2 separate regions of the Mus musculus genome follow, and region 2 is linked to region 1. The links are chromatin loops, found by intact Hi-C in ENCODE. Cell type or tissue: left cerebral cortex. All regions are shown on one strand.

Region 1 (8,000 bases):
CTCCAAATAAATAAATGAATCAATCAATACTAAATGCAATGGCACACAAGAAATACTCAGCACATTTATCATGTGCACTAAGTAAAGAGCTATTCCCAACGCTTTAAATATTATCTCCCTGCTCAAAATTGTATGTTCAGCCTAACCTCTCCTGTTTCACATCTGTCGGTTAGATACATTCTCCCTAATGGCCCCTGGGCTTCTTAGAAGTTTCCCACTAGTCTCAGCCGAAGGAAAACCTTGCTTGCTCTCTCTAACATGTAACCATTCCCTCATATCTATCACTGCCTCAACCCAGCTTCTCCATTTAATTAGACGATGCTACTACCCAGCCATTTCACTTCTACCGAGAAGTCTGGGACTCTCTCTGAGCTCTCTCACTCTCTCATACCCCTCTTCAATTGTTACTTACGGCTCTAAGAAGCTTCAACAGCTTTTCCTCCAAAATACCTCCCTAAATTAACTACTGAGGTTTGAACCACAACACCCCCTCCTATCCAGATAGTCATAATGCCCCACAACTCAATCTCCAGCCTAGAACCACCCCCCTCACCCCCCACCCCCCTCAAGCTGTAAGGCTGACTAGAAGACAAACATTCTCAGCCAACCTAGACACACCAATATTATCTAGTTCCTGCAAGAGATCTGGGCCCTTTCCATCTCCTCCCGATGTCCGTGTTGAAAGGCTCTGGCCTGCTCTCCCACCCTCCTCCTTAAAGCTAATTTCTTACTGGGCAATGGTAGCATACTTTAATCCCATCAGTTGGGAGGCAGAGGCCAGGTGGATCTCTGTGAGTCTGAGGCCAGCCTGGTCTAGGTCTACAGAGCTAGTTCTAGGACAGCCAGGACTACGCAAAGAAACCCTGTCTAGAAAAAAAACAAACAAAAGATAGCCTCTTTTTTTTTTTTTTTTTTTTTTTTTGTTTGTTTGTTTGTTTGTTTTTCGAGACAGGGTTTCTCTGTATAGCTCTGGCTGTCCTGGAACTCACTTTGTAGACCAGGCTGGCCTCGAACTCAGAAATCCGCCTGCCTCTGCCTCCCAAGTGCTGGGATTAAAGGCGTGCGCCACCACTGCCCGGCGATAGCCTCTTTTTTGCCTCCAAGAGCTTATTTAGCTCACATGAGAACCAGAGAGGTCAAAGGGCTGACCCAGAACATAAGAACATCAAGAGATGAACACATCAGACTTGGTTGGGAAAACTTTTAATCCCAGGCAAAGGTAGGCAAATCTCTGAGTTTCAGTCCAGCTTGCTCTACATAGATAGCCAAGACTCCATAGCAAGACCCTGTCTCAGAAAAACAGAAAGGGAGAGAGGCGTGAAGAGATAAGAATGAGGACTGAAGCTGGGTGACAGTAGCCCTCGCCTTTGATACCAGCACTAGGGAGGCAGAGGCAGGCGGATCTCTATGGAGTTTAAGGCCAGAGTTCCAGGACATCTATGGCTACACAGTAAAACAGTCCCGGAAAGGGGGGGGGGGGGATAGGGAATGGAATGAGATGGTAAGAAGCCAGCAAGCAGCATTGTCAGGTAGGACACAGATGAAGGTGTCAGTGAAAACCTGAAAACCTGTCTGGAATAAGGCCTAGGGACATGGTTGAGGATGGTGACAAATTGCGGGGAGGGGCTACAGCAGAAAGCGAGAATTGGGGAAAGTGACTGGACTGAGAGCTGATAGCGAACAGCAAGAGCTCCGTAATAGATTGGAAACAGCCTTCACTAAGTGAGTAGTCAGCTGTGAGGATACAAAGTAGCAGGTGAAGAAGTTCCAGAAAGAAGAGGCGCATGGGAGAAGCAAAAGATGATGGGGGGGGGGGGGGAGTGGGAGAAAGACAGTGGGTGATGATGACAACTGGGGAACGACCCGGAAGAGGAATGGGATGGAAATAAAGGACAATAACAAAGCGAGCGCTTGGCAGTGGGCACTGGTAGGAGGAGATGAGCGAGCGGGGAGGGAACGCTTGATAGGTGGAAAGGTCACCACCAGCGGGGCCCCTGATGAGGAGGGTGGAAAAAAAAAAAAAACCCAAAGATGAGATAGGGAACACTGACAACTCCCCAGGCCCTGTATCCAAGGTCCGCCCCACCTCTACAGCCACCGACAGAGGTGAGGGACCTTGATAGGAGCAGAGGTGGACAACTGGGAGGGAGAGAACCAGGCGGCCACTAAGAGGCTGAGACTAATTCTGAGAGTGGGGAAAAACTGACCACTGACAGGCCAGGAGCTGGGATAGTAGCTAAAAGGGATGTTGACTGTCAAGAAGGGTGAGCGCTGAGGGAAGGGAAGGGATGGATGGATGGATGGATGGATGGATGAATGAATGACGGCAGTGGAGAGTGCTGGCTGACCGGGAAGCAGACTGATGGAGGCGCTGACCCCCTGACGAAGCGCAGGGTGACAAAGGCGCTGCTCTACTGACAGGGCGCTGACCGCACAAGCTGAGTGACAGCAGGACGCTGACGGCCCGAAGGCGGTGGGGGGTGGGGGTGTCCCTCCTGTCCCCGGGCCGCAGGAAGCGGTGGGCGCGCGGCCGCACTCACCTGCCCAGCAGGCTGGGGGTCGCAGCGACTCCTCCTCCGAGGGAGGCCCAAGCGAGGCCAGGACGCTCGCAGAGGTGAAGTGCGGACGGCCTGGAGCGGGCCGCACGCACATGGGCCCGACCCCGCGGCGCGGCGCCTTCGGACTCGGGCGCAGCCGGCGGGAGGCTCGGGACCCGCTCGGGACCGGCTCGGGGCCGCGGGCGAGATCGCTCCAAAATGGCGGCGGCGGCGGCGGGGGCGCGCGCGAGCGAGCGAGCGGGCCGGCGGGCGAGCGCGCGGACGGGGGAGGGGCGGGGGCGCGCCCCGGGGGCGGGGCCACCGGAGGAGGCACAGAGTGGCGGCCGCGGTCCAGGGTCTGTCTGGTGGAGTCGCGCTGGGGGAACGTCCTGAGGCGTCCCCGTGATCGAGCTGGCTGTGCTAAATAAATCCTCTGGGCACCTTCAAGTCCCCAGAGCGGTGCGCGCGCTCGTCTCCGCTACGTCCTGTTTCTGAACTGGACTGTCCGCTGATCTACTTGGTTTGTTTGTTTTTTTGGTTTTTTTTTTCCTTATTTATTTATTTATTTAATGTAAGTACACTGTAGCTGTCTTCAGATGCACCAGAAGAGGGCATCAGATTTCACTGCGGATGGCTGTGAGCCATCATGTGGTGGCTGGGATTTGAACTCAGGACCTTTGGAAGAGCAGTCAGTGCTCTTAACCGCTGAGCTAGCCCTTTTTACCTTTTTTTTTTTTTTTTTTTTTTTTTTTGGTTTTTCGAGATAGGGTTTCTCAGTGTAACAGAGCCCTGGCTGTCCCGGACTTGCTTTGTACACCAGGCTGGCCTCGAACTCACAAGAGATTCTCCTGTCTCTCTGCCTCTGCCTCTGTGTTGAGATCAAAGCCGTTTTGTTTTGTTTTGTTTTGTTGTTTAGTTTCGTTTTGTTTTGTTTTTTTTTTTTCTTTTCTTGGATACCGATCCTTGTTGTCCAGGGCTTGTGTACGTCACATACGTGGCCATCTAACATGGGTTGAAATGAGTTCAAATTAAATTAATCTCTAAAATGAGACTGATTTCCGGTGGCAGTGTGAGCCATGGGAAAATATCAAAAAAAAAAAAAAAGAAACATGTAAGGAATGTGTCAACACATGCTAGCTATGAACTCACTCACTCTCAGTGGCAAGTTCACTACCGCTGTGCGAAAGTATAAGCCGGCGTGGGTGGTTGCACTTGGGAGACCAAAGCAGGAGGAGTTTCAGGCAAGCAAAACATACTGGCGCACATCTTTAATACCAGAGGCAGGGGGGATCTCTGCCAGTTCGAGACTCGCCTACTCTACTCTACTCAGCGAGTTCCGGGTCAGCTAGGACTACAGAGTGTAAAAATGTCTAAGGGGGAGACATTTCTGGGCCCTTCCAAGATTTTTTTTTTCTTTGAAGTGGTGCTGCTGTGTTTCCCCCTTTTCTCAGCAGAGGGCGCCAAAGAGACACTGTTGGAGGAAAGGAAATCGATTTTTTTTGTTTTGTTTTCTTCCCCGGTTTGGAAAGCAAAATTGGAGGCGCCTGGGTTCGCGGTGTGGTCTCTTGCAGCACAGCTTTTCCCAGGCCATCCTGACTGAAGTGATACCCTGAATACAGAAGCCGAATGTGCTGCAGAACTGGGGCTTGTGCGGAGATACCAAACACAGGGGATGACCCACTAGTCCCATTACCGCAACAGCGAGCAGGTGCAAGCCTGGCCCTGACCTTTACACTATTTTTAAGTCCAGGCCAGAGTTCACGTATCAGAAGCAGCTCTGAGCACCCTCTTCCCAGACACACACACACACACACACACACACACACACACACACACACCACCATTTTTTGTGGGTACTGGTCTGACATATAAACTGAGGAAACAGAACCGATGAACTGAATCTCCATCCTTTAGCTCCCCCCCACACACACACACACTTTTTTTTCTTTCTTTCTTTTTTTTAAAAGATTTATTTATTATTATATGTAGCTGGCTTCAGATGCACCAGAAGAGGGTGTCAGATCTCCTTACAGGAGGTTGTGAGCCACCATGTGGTTGCTGGGATTTGAACTCAGGACCTTTGCAAGAGCAGTCAGTGCTCTTACCCGCTGACCCATCTCGCCAGCCTTTCTTTCTTTCTTTCTTTTTTCTTAATTTTGAGCTGGGCATTTAGTCCCAACATTTGGGAGATTGAGGCAGGAGAATCGGTAGTTTAAGATTAGCTTTGGCCACTTACTGAGTTCAAGGGCAGCCTGGGCTATTGAGACCTGTTTTTTTTTGGGGGGGTTTTTTTTTTTTTTGGTTTTTTGTTTTTTTTGGTTTTTTGTTTTTTGTTTTTTGTTTTTTGTTTTTTTTTTTTTTTGGTTTTTCAAGACAGGGATTCTCTTTATAGCTCTGGCTGTCCTGGAGCTCACTTTGTAGACCAGGCTGGCCTCGAACTCAGAAATCTGCCTGCCTCTGCCTCCCGAGTGCTGGGATTAAAGGCGTGCGCCACCACGCCCGGCTAGACCTGTCTTAAAAGACCTTTTGTTTGTCTGTTTTGAGGGCATAAGATTTTGATAAGTTGTGCAAACTGGCCTTGAACCTGTGGCCTTGCCCTACTCTTTTCACACCCACACTGAGTTCATCAGCAAATCTCTTGTTCTTCTTGTCTGTATCTAACCTGTAAGACCAGTTTCTCTCCTGTGGCTGTAAACAGTGTAGACTGGCCCCCTACTTTTATCCTGGACAACTTGCTGCAGGCCCTTCAGCACGGTGTTCAAAGGGATCCAATTAAAATAAGTCAGATCACATCTCTGACCTCAGGGGCTTGCTGTCTCACCCAAGATGAAAGCAAGAATCCTTGGTGCTGCCCACAAAGTTGTTTGTGATGTGATCTCACTTTATCTGCTTATATTATTTCACTTAAGTCCTGATAACCTCCTGCCCCAGGTCAGCTGCTCAAGTGGCCTCTGTATCTTTTCAGGCATCTCCCCCTTTATTGCTATGCTTGCTAACTTGTCTCATAGATACTTAATCATTGCGGCTGCCTCCTCCTCCTCCTCCTCCTCTCCCTCCCCTTTCCCCTTTCCGTTCCTCCTCCCCCTTCTCCACTGAGGGCTTCCCTGGCTGCTCTATTCCAAGCCTCAGGCTTACATCATACCAGGTTATAGCCTTGTCTCTCATTTGGTCTTTCCTCCTTCCCAATGGTATCACAACCCAAAAAGGAGACCTGAAACCACACAATGATTTCAATGGAGAGAGTTTGATATGAAAATTATCAATTACAAGAATATTCTGGCCGGGCGTGGTGGCACACGCCTTTAATCCCAGCACTTGGGAGGCAGAGGCAGGCCGATTTCTGAGTTCCAGGCCAGCCTGGTCTACAGAATGAGTTCCAGGACAGCCAGGGCTATACAGAGAAACCCTGTCTCGGAAAAAAAAAAAAATTCTGAAGAACTAAAACGATATTCAAGAGGGGGCGGGGGGGGGGGGGGGGAATCTAGGAAGGTACTTTCTTCTCCCAACGGGAGTTCATTCTTTCTTGGAGAAGTTTGACTGCATCCTAGTTGAAGACAGAGACATTCCCTGGGCTGTCCTGAGTTATTCTGGTTAGAACAGCTAGCATTAAAATGGTGACACCATCATCCAACGGCTTGTACTTTTTAAAAGAGGGGGAGATGAAGAGTATGCATAAATACATAACAAATAATGAAGGATATGCAAAGCTACTACATTCCTTGCTTCTGTGATTAGTGATAATACCCGTGATACATAATCAGCATGTGTTATAGTTAATCATTTACGATGTACACAAAACACCTAGCACAAAGGTAAGTATTAAAGGATCAAAGAGTGAACTTTTTGCTAAGAAAATGGAGCAAAAAATTGTTCGCCAATAAAATGGAGACAGCAAAGCTGTCATACAAAATTAGTGCCACCTCAGAGCACTGTCAGAACAGGCCTAGTAGTGGCCTGAGTTGTCCTTCCCTCAAGAGACTCCAGGTTTCTGTTCCGAGAAAGACCCAGGCACCGAATCTCCAGAAAGGATGAATGCAGGCAGAACTACATTGCATACACATAATCGAATTGCTATGGGCCAAAGACAGAAAGATAAAAGTAGCAAGAAAAAAAAATGACTCACCAACATTAAGCAGAAGCAACCATAAAGTTTATAGCTAAGGACTCATACAAGACCACAAAAGTGATAAAATTACAGAGTGTGAAGGAAAACTAAAACCTGTTAGTGAAGGAACTCTACGGCAGAGATAGGCTGAGCTCTGTGGGTTAAAGGCCAGCCTGGTCTGCAGAGTGAGTTACAGGACAGCCAGGGGTACACAGGGAAGCCCTGTCTCAAAGAAGGAGGAGGAGGAGGAGGAGGAGGAGGAGGAGGAGGAGGAGGAGGAGGAGGAGGAAGAAAAGAAGGAAGACTGGGGAAATAGCTTAGTCAGTACAGTGATTACTGGATAAGTACGAGGACCTGGGTTCGATACCAAAAACCCACATAAAAAGCCAGTGGTGGCCGGTCGTGGTAGCGCACACCTTTAATCCCAGCACTTGGGAGGCAGAGGCAGGTAGATTTCTGAGTTCGGGGCCAGCCTGGTCTACAGAGTGAATTCCAGGACAGCCAGAGCTATACAGAGAAACCCTGTCTTGAAAAACAAAAACAAACCAACCAAACAAACAAACACAAGCCAGTGGTGGTGGTGCACACCTTTATTCTCAGCATTCTGGAGGAAAAGGCAGGCAGAGCTCCGAATTCAAGACCAGCCTGGTCTACAGATAGAGTTCTAGGACAGCCAGAAATACACAGAGAAACACTGTCTTGAGAAGGGGGGCGGGGGGGAGAGAAGCCAGGTCTAGCGATTGGGGGAATTAACTTAGCAATTAATAGCACTAGCTGCTCTTCCAGGGAACCTGGATTTGATTCCCAGCAACCATGTGTCAACCTACAATCACCTGCAATTCCAGTTCCAAGGTCTACTGCTGGCCTCTCCTCACACATAAACAGTTTGTTTATTTGTTTGTTTTTTTGAGACAGGGTTTTCAATTTAAAAAGGAAGGAAGGAAGGAAGAAAGAAAGAAAGAAAGGAAGGAAGGAAGGAAGGAAGGAAGGAAGGAAGGAAGGAAGGAAGGAAGGAAGGAACATGATCGTTCGTGAGTATGATGGAGGAGAAAGTTTGTTGTAGATAAAAAGTAGAGCAAGCATAGCCAGAGGCAGGGACATCTGGGAGAGTCAGAGCTGACAAGACAGACAGACAGAGCTGAGATGACCGAGCCATGGGGGGGTGTGGGGGGGGTGAGAGGAAAGTGAAAGGAGCCAGGTGCAATAGCCAGAGGGTCAAAAGTACAGGAAGGGCAAGAAACCAAAATGGCTGCACTCTATGGGGAAGAGCCTCTGGGAGAAGGACAGCACCCCTGTGCTGGTGAGCTCAGGCTAGAGGCTCGGGTATGCCAGACGTAAGCCTGTAACAGGTGGAGACT
Region 2 (8,000 bases), 60 kb after region 1:
CTGCCTGCCTCTGTCTCTGGGAATTAAAGGTGTGTACCACCACACCCAGCTCTGAAAGCACTTCTGCAGGGGGCATTGTACTAGGCAGAGCCTCCAGCATCAAGCGGGATGAATGAGTCTACCCTGCTGGGCCTCCCATGTTCTCCAGGTACTCAAAGCAGTCTTCCACCACAGGAAGTAAAGTGATCCAGTGTGACTTCGGCTGGATCCAAATGCTGTCTCTGGATCCTGTCCTTCTAAGCTATTCCCAGAATGCATTGGTACATCCTATGTCTGGGGAAATCCTGCTGTGGCGAGGGTTGGGGGTGGTGTAGAGTCTTGATTTATTATGAGCTTCCTCTGCAGCTGTCTTTCCCAAGGAGGGATGCAAGGTCCACAGCCAACATCCCCCAACATGGGCCCCGCTACTGCAATCCCACACAAGGCTCTGTCCTAGAGATCTGGCTGGCCAGGAATTCTGAACAAAGTGCCACTAAGTCTTAGATAAAAGAGCTGGGAACCTTGAGGCCTGGTTTCCAGAATGGACCATCTTCTCGATGGATAGAAGCATATGGCTAAGCTTGAGGGTCCCAACAGGTTCCACGTGAGGTATCCATCTTTCCTCCTCATGTTCCTTCAAGGGTAAACAAGTGTGTGCAGAGATTCGGGGTTTGCCCTGCACTGGGAACCATCAAGGGGTAAAAACTAAATGTAAACAAAAAGACCTCTATGTTGCAGTGCTTAGAGATGGGATAGGCCAGCCTTGAGTTGAAGTAGGCTCATCAACAAACCCAGGGATGATGGGCTTGCTATATATCCTTCCTATATGTCATTTCCCCCCCACTCTACTAGAGACAAGAGGAAGATGGGAAGAAACTGTGGTACCCTCTACTACTTGTCCCTAAGTCAGTTCTTTCCAGATTTATCTTTTACAAAGTCCATTCTGGCCACTGGAGGAATCTGGGATCTGAGTGGGCAAGCTAACCACTGGGGGACTGTCACGGGTGCTAAATGAAAGGGGCCTTGGGCTGGTGAGATGGCTCAGTGGGTAAGAGCACCTGACTGCTCTTCCGAAGGTCCGGAGTTCAAATCCCAGCAACCACATGGTGGCTCACAACCATCTGTAACAAGATCTGATGCCCTCTTCTGGAGTGTCTGAAGACAGCTACAGTGTACTTACATATAATAAATAAATAAATCTTTAAAAAAAAAAAAGAAAAGAAAAGGGGCCTTGACTGTAGGAGGCAATAGAAGTTGTGGCTGATATTTGGAGTAACAGAGAAAGGAGGCACGGCCTTGAATGGGACGTTTATGCAGCATGCGTTTGAGTTTTTGCAGTGTATGCACATGTGCACTCACGAGTGTGCATACACACGCGTGGACAAACACACACACACACACACACCTGCCCTCTGTTGCAACCTTCTGGTATCCTTTAAGGGGACTGCTAACACTCATGACCAACTTAAACTCAGGTGGCCACTCCCTGTACTGTTTGATCCCACACACTCCTCAGAAGGCATGGTACCTGTGGATAGGTTCACCAAGGGGAGGGGGTGGTCAGCTTGCTGAGGAAGAGAGAGAGAGAGAGAGAGAGAGAGAGAGAGAGAGAGAGAGAGAGAGAGAGAGAGAGAGAGAGAGAGAGAGAGAGAGAGAGCTAAGCCTGGCCAGGCCTTGGCTAACAGTAGTTAGCTCTGAACCCTGGATTTAGGGAGCAGCAGTCAGGAGAACTGGCCTGAGACTCTCCTGGGTAGGTAACTATTTCCTTTATCCAGCCCCCTGCCTCACTTGCCAGTTGAGCCAAACTGGGCATCCTTGGGAATGTGGAGGAGACAAGGCAGGTTGCCCTGGTAACTGACTGGCCCTGCCCTGCTGCTGTACAGACAAAGGCCACTACCCTCCCCCCTGGCCACTGTGCAGGCAAGGTTCCCAACCCCCCACCACCACCCAGGCTCAGCTCCCCCCTCCTCCTCTGCCTTCAGCTGAAGGTCCATTAGCTTTGCACAAAACCTCAGCCCACCCTTGAGAAAGGTGGCTTCTGGGCTTTACTGCCCTGAGCAGTGGGGGCTGGGCCACCCTCAGGTTCTCCTGTTAGGCTCCATCCAGGATTGATACTGGCTTCCACAGAGGAAAATGGTGCCAAGGATGGCCTGGGGCTTGGGAAAAGTCTTGTGAGAGGGGCGAGAGACTGACTGAGGCTTAGACCTATTTCCTTGGCTACCTGTATGTGCCTGATTATATGTCAGGATTCCCTTAGATGCTTCTAGTGGCCTACGGCTTCACTGGCTTGTTCTAGTTTGGCGATATTTTTTTTTCCGTCGTTTGTTTGTTTGTTTCTTCAAGTCAGGGTTTCTCTGTGTAGCCCTGGCTGTCCTGAAACTCATTCGGTAGATCATGCTGACCTCGAACTTAAGAGATCTGCCTGCCTCTGTTTCCCCAGTGCTGGGATTAAAGGCGTGTACCACCACCGTCCAACTTGGTTGACTATTTTTTAGTTATATTTTGCATTGCATTATACTTCTATTTATTATTATTATTACTATTATTATTAAGATTTTGATAGGCTGATGGTTCAACCCAGGGCCTCACTCTATTAGGCAGTTACATACTACTGAACTACATCCCAGCCCTACATTATTTAAAACTCAGATTTCTCATTAAAGTGGGGTTCAGGGCAGGGCAAGGGTGGCACATGCCTTTAATCCCAGCACTTGGGAGGCGGAGGCAGGCAGATTTCTGAATTCAAGGCCAGCCTGGTCTACAGAGTGAGTTCCAGGACAGTTGGGGCTATACAAAGAAATCCGGTCTCGAAAAAAAAAAACGAGAGAGAGAGAGAGAAAGAGAATGAGAGAAAGAGAGAGAGAGATTGATTCAGGTTGGGGCTGCAAATAGCAGCTAAGAGTACTGGCTGTTCTTCCAAAGGACTTGGGTTCAAGTCTCAGCACCCACATGACAGCTCATAACTGTAGCTCATCATATCAGGGGATCTGATACCCTCACACAGACATACACACAGGCAAAACAGCAGAGCACATATGATATAAATAAATAAATAAATAAATAAATAAATAAGAGACAATTTAGAAATTCATGTTTGATTATGCATGTAATTCCCAAATAGTTAACTATTTGAGTTTTGCTCAAAGTTATTTAAAAAACAAAAACAAAAACAAAACAAAAAGGGGGGAGTCAGAAGCCATATCTCACCTGTTAGCTTCATAAGGCATAGAGATAGATCCTCCTGCTTCTGCTTTAGCTAGGATTAAAGACCCGTGCCACCACATCTGGCTGGCCTGCCTGCCTGCCTGCCTTCCTTTCCTTTCCTTCCTTCCTTCCTTCCGCCTTGAGGCAGGGTCTCACTCTGTAGCTCAGATGGCTTCAGATTTACTCTATAGCCCAGGTAAGCCTTGAACTTGCTGTGATCTTCCAGATTTAGCTTCCTAAGCATTCGAATTACAGATGGAAGCCACGACACTCAACCCATAATCAATTTATTGGGAGGAGGAATGGGGGAAAGGAATCAGCTTAGAGACAGAATCTCGATTTAGCTCAGGCTGCCCTGGAACTCAGGATGTAGATCAGGCTGGCCAGGTACTCCAGCATCTCTCTCCTGGTGCTGGGATTAAAGACGTGCACCACCACACTCTGCTCCATGTTTACTTTCAAGTGTGAATAAAAGTAGGGCCTAGGGCAGTGGTTCTCAACTCTCCAATGCTGCAACCCTTTAATACAGTTCCTTATGTTGTGGTGACCTCCAGCCATAAAATTATTTTGTTGTTACTTTGTAACTAATGTTGTTACTGTTATGAATTGTAAATATCTGTGTTTTCTGATGGTCTTAGGTGACACCTGTTAAAAAAAAGAGGTCGTGACCCACAGGTTGAGAACCACTGGCCTAAAGTGGCATGGGTGAGGCCTTACTGGACATGAAAGCATCCACCCTGGACACCAGGAAAAGGGAGATTTCTAGGCTTGGTGACAAACTGAACTATGCCTGCCAGGGTTGGTAGACCTCCTGGGTCGCCTTGTGCTAGTGGCTGGAGAAAGTCAAGGCTGGGGGCGTTTCCCGAGTGTCAGTGAAGAGAGGGCTTCATAAGGAGGAAAAATACCCAGTACTAAAAAGAGGCCCATGTGGGGACCATACTTGTGGCCCCAATCATGGTGCTGCGCTGTCCCTGGTCCTGACTGCCCGCCGGGAGCTTACCTCTTCCAGGAGCTTCTGGGTCGAGGTTAGGGCAACATGGGGAGTAGATGTCGTCTTGTCTCCTGAAGGCTCCGTCACTTACTAAGACCTAGTAAGTCTACTAGGAGGTGAACCATTAACGCCAAACGGGGGCGTCCTCCTCACCCTGGCCACAAGGCGCCTTCCTCAGTGGTGCCCTGAGTTGGCGCCGTGGCGCTGGTTTTTTAACCTAGAGCCTTTACTTCCCCCTCCCCCCACCACTAATGTTTTTTGTTGTTGTTCTGAAAGTATTATCACCACGTGCTCAAGCTCACTTTTGACAATTTCCCTTCATTTCTGAGGAAGGGGACTGGCCTGGGACCCGGGGAAGGGCAGAGGGGGTAGGTAATATGCAGAAGATGAAGGTGGAGGAGTACAAGCAAGAAGTTTCATCGTCACCCCCATGGGAGGGAAGCAGGCTTTTTCCTTTGTCACGGTCTCCGAGGGGCAGGAAGCTGTGCGTCTGTCTCCGGGAACCCTCAACCTCCACCCACCCCACCCCACCCCCGTTTCCCCGCCCTCCGGTCTCCAGGCTGGGGAAATCCGCCGGGCCTCGGCCCCGCCCCGCCGTCCCGCCCTGCTGCGCCGCCGCCCCCCAGCCCCCACCCCGCTTTGCTCAGCGGTGCTGGGCGTGGGGCGCGGGCCGGGTGCTGCGCGCGGGGATCCGGGGCGCTCGCTCCAGCTGCTTCTGTGGATATGTCGGGTCCGCGCGCGGGATTCTACCGGCAAGAGCTGAACAAAACAGTATGGGAGGTGCCGCAGCGGCTGCAGGGCCTACGCCCGGTGGGCTCCGGCGCCTACGGCTCAGTCTGGTAGGGGCCGGCAAGGACCTGGTGGGAGCTGGGCGGGAAAGCGTGTGCGACCCTCCAGCGCGACGTGGGGTTCCCGGCGTGGGGAGGGGCCTCGCCCTGCCTCCGCCCCCGGTCTGCACGCTTCCGATGAATGAATGGGGGGGAGGGGACACGGAGGAAACTTTCCTACTAGATTCCACTCGCTGGCAGGTAGGGGGGGTCTTCTAATGCCCTCTCCCCCCCCCCCATCTCCGATCCCTTTCCTAGTTTTTCCCCAAAAGACTGAATATTGCGGCGTCACAGCTGGCGGGAGAGCAAGTCTCTGGGGCCGCTAAATGGAACAGTCAGCCATCCGGGTTATTTCGGGCAAGGTCTAAGTAGCTGCAGGGTCTAACGTTCCCCTCAGACTAAGTATTTGAAAAGGGGACCCCCAGCGGGGTGAGGAGACCTTTCTAATTTGGAAGACACCAAAATTTTCCTGTGGATCATACCCGCGCCTCCAGATTCCTAGAAGCTCAGCGGCTTGAGCCTAAGCGGACACCTACTCTCTTGTCTACACCCTACCCCAGTTTACCCAACAAAGGATCTCAGAATATAGGTAGGGCTTGGAGACCAGAGATTGCAGTCTCGATCGTGGGCAGCATCCAGGCACCTGGGATTGGAGAACGGCTGTAGATAGCCCTTGTTGACGGGCTGATCAAGGGTGTGGACACTGGTATGTGCCCCACACCGGGAATGGGGGCTGAGTCTCACATCTTGGATCCGGTGCTGTCATCCGAAGCCTCGGTACTGCTACTGCAACCCTATAGAGGCAAACAGTCCTGCTTTACAGGGCCCAGAGTGAGTTGGTCATGGGATCTCGCCCCATGTCTGCAGCCTGTAAACCCACCACTGAGATGGGTAGGCTTGTTCTGCCGACACTCGCTCCTTATTCTTGCTTCTCAGGCTGTACCCCAGCCCTCCACAGTGAGTAGAGACAGGATACACCCACTCCATCACCCATACATACCCAAGGAGTCGGACAGAGGAAGAGATGATGGGACATGTTGTGTCTGGGATGTTCAGGGACTCAGCAAGTGGAGGAGGATAAGGTTACACGAAAATACATTTTAAAAAAATAATACAATAAATTAGAGGGAAGGAGAGCCAGGGAGGACTTGGAGGGGGCAGGGAGGAAGGTGAAGCAGATACTTTGCAGGGGACTTGGACATTGACTCAGATGGAGTTGTCTCGGGGCTGGACCATCTAGGAGTTACCAGGGAAAAGCCAGATTTCCCAAGGGAGACCTAGGTCTGTCTCCGCTGATCCGTGACCCTGGGTTTGTTCAGTCACCCTGCTGAGGCAGGCCATGGGATGCCAACTTCTTGTAACTTGATTGTACAGAGGCAGTCAAGTAAGAGGATCCTGCTGTTCTAGTGGCCACTCCCCACCCACCTCCACCCCAGAAGTTACTTAGACATTCTGCTTATCATAGGAAAGCCACCTTTCTTCTACAACTCTCTAGTTCCGTGAGCATCCCAAACCACCATGCCCCTTCCCCATCTTCCCTCACCTGGTGGGAATGGGTGGTACCCTGTCTCCATTCACCACTGCAAGGGAAGGGTGCATCCTGAGACGAAGAGAATCGAGGGAGAGAAGGAACAGGAATCACCAGGGGAGCAGGCTGTGTAAAGGTACTGTAGCCAGGGCTCCTTCAGTGGCTTCGCAGCTGCTCCGGGTCTTGAGGCAGAGGGATCAGAACCTGGTGAAAAGCCTTAGGACCACCGCTCAGTCCACGTGGCCTAGGCCCCGCCCACAAAGAAAGCGTGCTCTCATTTGCTCTTTCGAGGCTCTCCAGGTGAAGGATAGAAGGGTAAAGAGGTGCAGAGGTGGCGGGTCCAGTTTCTGGGGGAGTGGAAGTGTGTCAGAGACATCTTCACACTGGGGTTAAACATTTCCTACTATCCATTTGCTGAGTTATAAATTGTGTGTGTGTGTGTGTGTGTGTGTATTTTTTTGTTTGTTTTGGTTTGGTTTCTTGTGAGACAATGTCTCACTAGGTTTTCCGGCTGGTTTTGAACTCAATCTCGATTCTCTCGCCTCTCCCTCTCTCCAAGAGCTGGGATTACAGGCATGAACACCACACTCGGCTTCAATTACAAATCAGGAAGCAATAAACACCTCCGGATAATCTTGCTTCCGCAATCTGATGTGCGGAGGCGTGGGGGTGGGGCGTCCAGGGCTTTGTAGGTAAGCCTCCCACGGCATCCGTGAGGAAGGAGGAGGGCTGCTTGCTGTGGGAGCGCCTGTGGGTACAGTCGTGGTATTTTCCATGCCGTGGCCTTGTTGTGTGTGTGTGTGGGGGGGGGGGGGGCGCTCAGGTTTGGGCTAGAATCACCGGTTCTCTGCCAGAGAACGCTTTGTCCACTCAAAGGGGTCTCCTAAGGGAGGATCAGGAGGGTCGGCGTGGAGGCAGCGCGGGGCGAGCAGGCGGGGACAGGCTTCCTAGGTTTTAGAGCTAGCAACAGAGGCTCACTCCCGCACCCAGCGTCGGGTGGATTCAGGCCAGGCGCTTGCTCTCCTCATTCGCCCACCTTGCAGCTCGGCCTACGACGCGCGGCTGCGCCAGAAGGTGGCTGTAAAGAAGCTGTCTCGCCCTTTCCAATCGCTGATCCACGCGAGGAGGACATACCGTGAGCTGCGCCTACTCAAGCACCTGAAGCACGAGAACGTGAGAGGGGGGACCGACCGGTGATGTTGGGACTGAACAAGGGACGCATCCTGCCTGGGGGGCGGGACCTACACTATAGGGGCGGAGCCTCTGGAGGTACAGTCCCATGTGGGTGGGGTCCAGACCAACGGGACGTTGCCTAAGGCTAAGCTGTGATCCTGCCTCGGTTCCCTGACCAGGTCATAGGACTTTTGGACGTCTTCACGCCGGCCACATCCATCGAGGATTTCAGCGAAGTGTGAGCGTCCTGGGCAGGCGCGGTGGTAGTCTGGGGAGCTTAGTCGGAGATGGGGTGGTG

Evidence for each region. Hi-C counts contacts between places; a loop is a spot of excess contacts. Peaks named below come from ENCODE experiments on the same cell type or tissue, not always from the same donor. Only the 100,000 strongest peaks of a DNase experiment are listed, where the experiment ranks them.
Region 2: it touches region 1 in a loop (2.4-fold over the local background); 10 of 42 quality-filtered maps call a loop at or near these places.

Annotation. Positions count from the first base shown.
Region 1 is chr15:89,206,320-89,214,319 of GRCm38, reverse strand. Ppp6r2 (protein phosphatase 6, regulatory subunit 2) reads right to left here and starts at 2,761. Exons shown (of 25, transcript NM_026813.2): 1 at 2,541-2,761. In left cerebral cortex, CTCF peaks have their summits at 3,153 (motif pointing right) and 3,973 (motif pointing right); DNase peaks (open chromatin) are centred at 2,350, 2,968, 3,786, 3,944 and 1 more place; H3K4me3 peaks cover 2,866 bases; H3K27ac peaks cover 2,109 bases.
Region 2 is chr15:89,146,411-89,154,410 of GRCm38, reverse strand. Mapk11 (mitogen-activated protein kinase 11) reads left to right here and starts at 4,805. Exons shown (of 12, transcript NM_011161.5): 1 at 4,805-5,013; 2 at 7,573-7,702; 3 at 7,882-7,940. The coding sequence starts at 4,898. In left cerebral cortex, CTCF peaks have their summits at 1,004, 1,205 and 4,289; DNase peaks (open chromatin) are centred at 6,328, 6,751, 7,214, 7,622 and 6 more places; H3K4me3 peaks cover 3,786 bases; H3K27ac peaks cover 3,566 bases.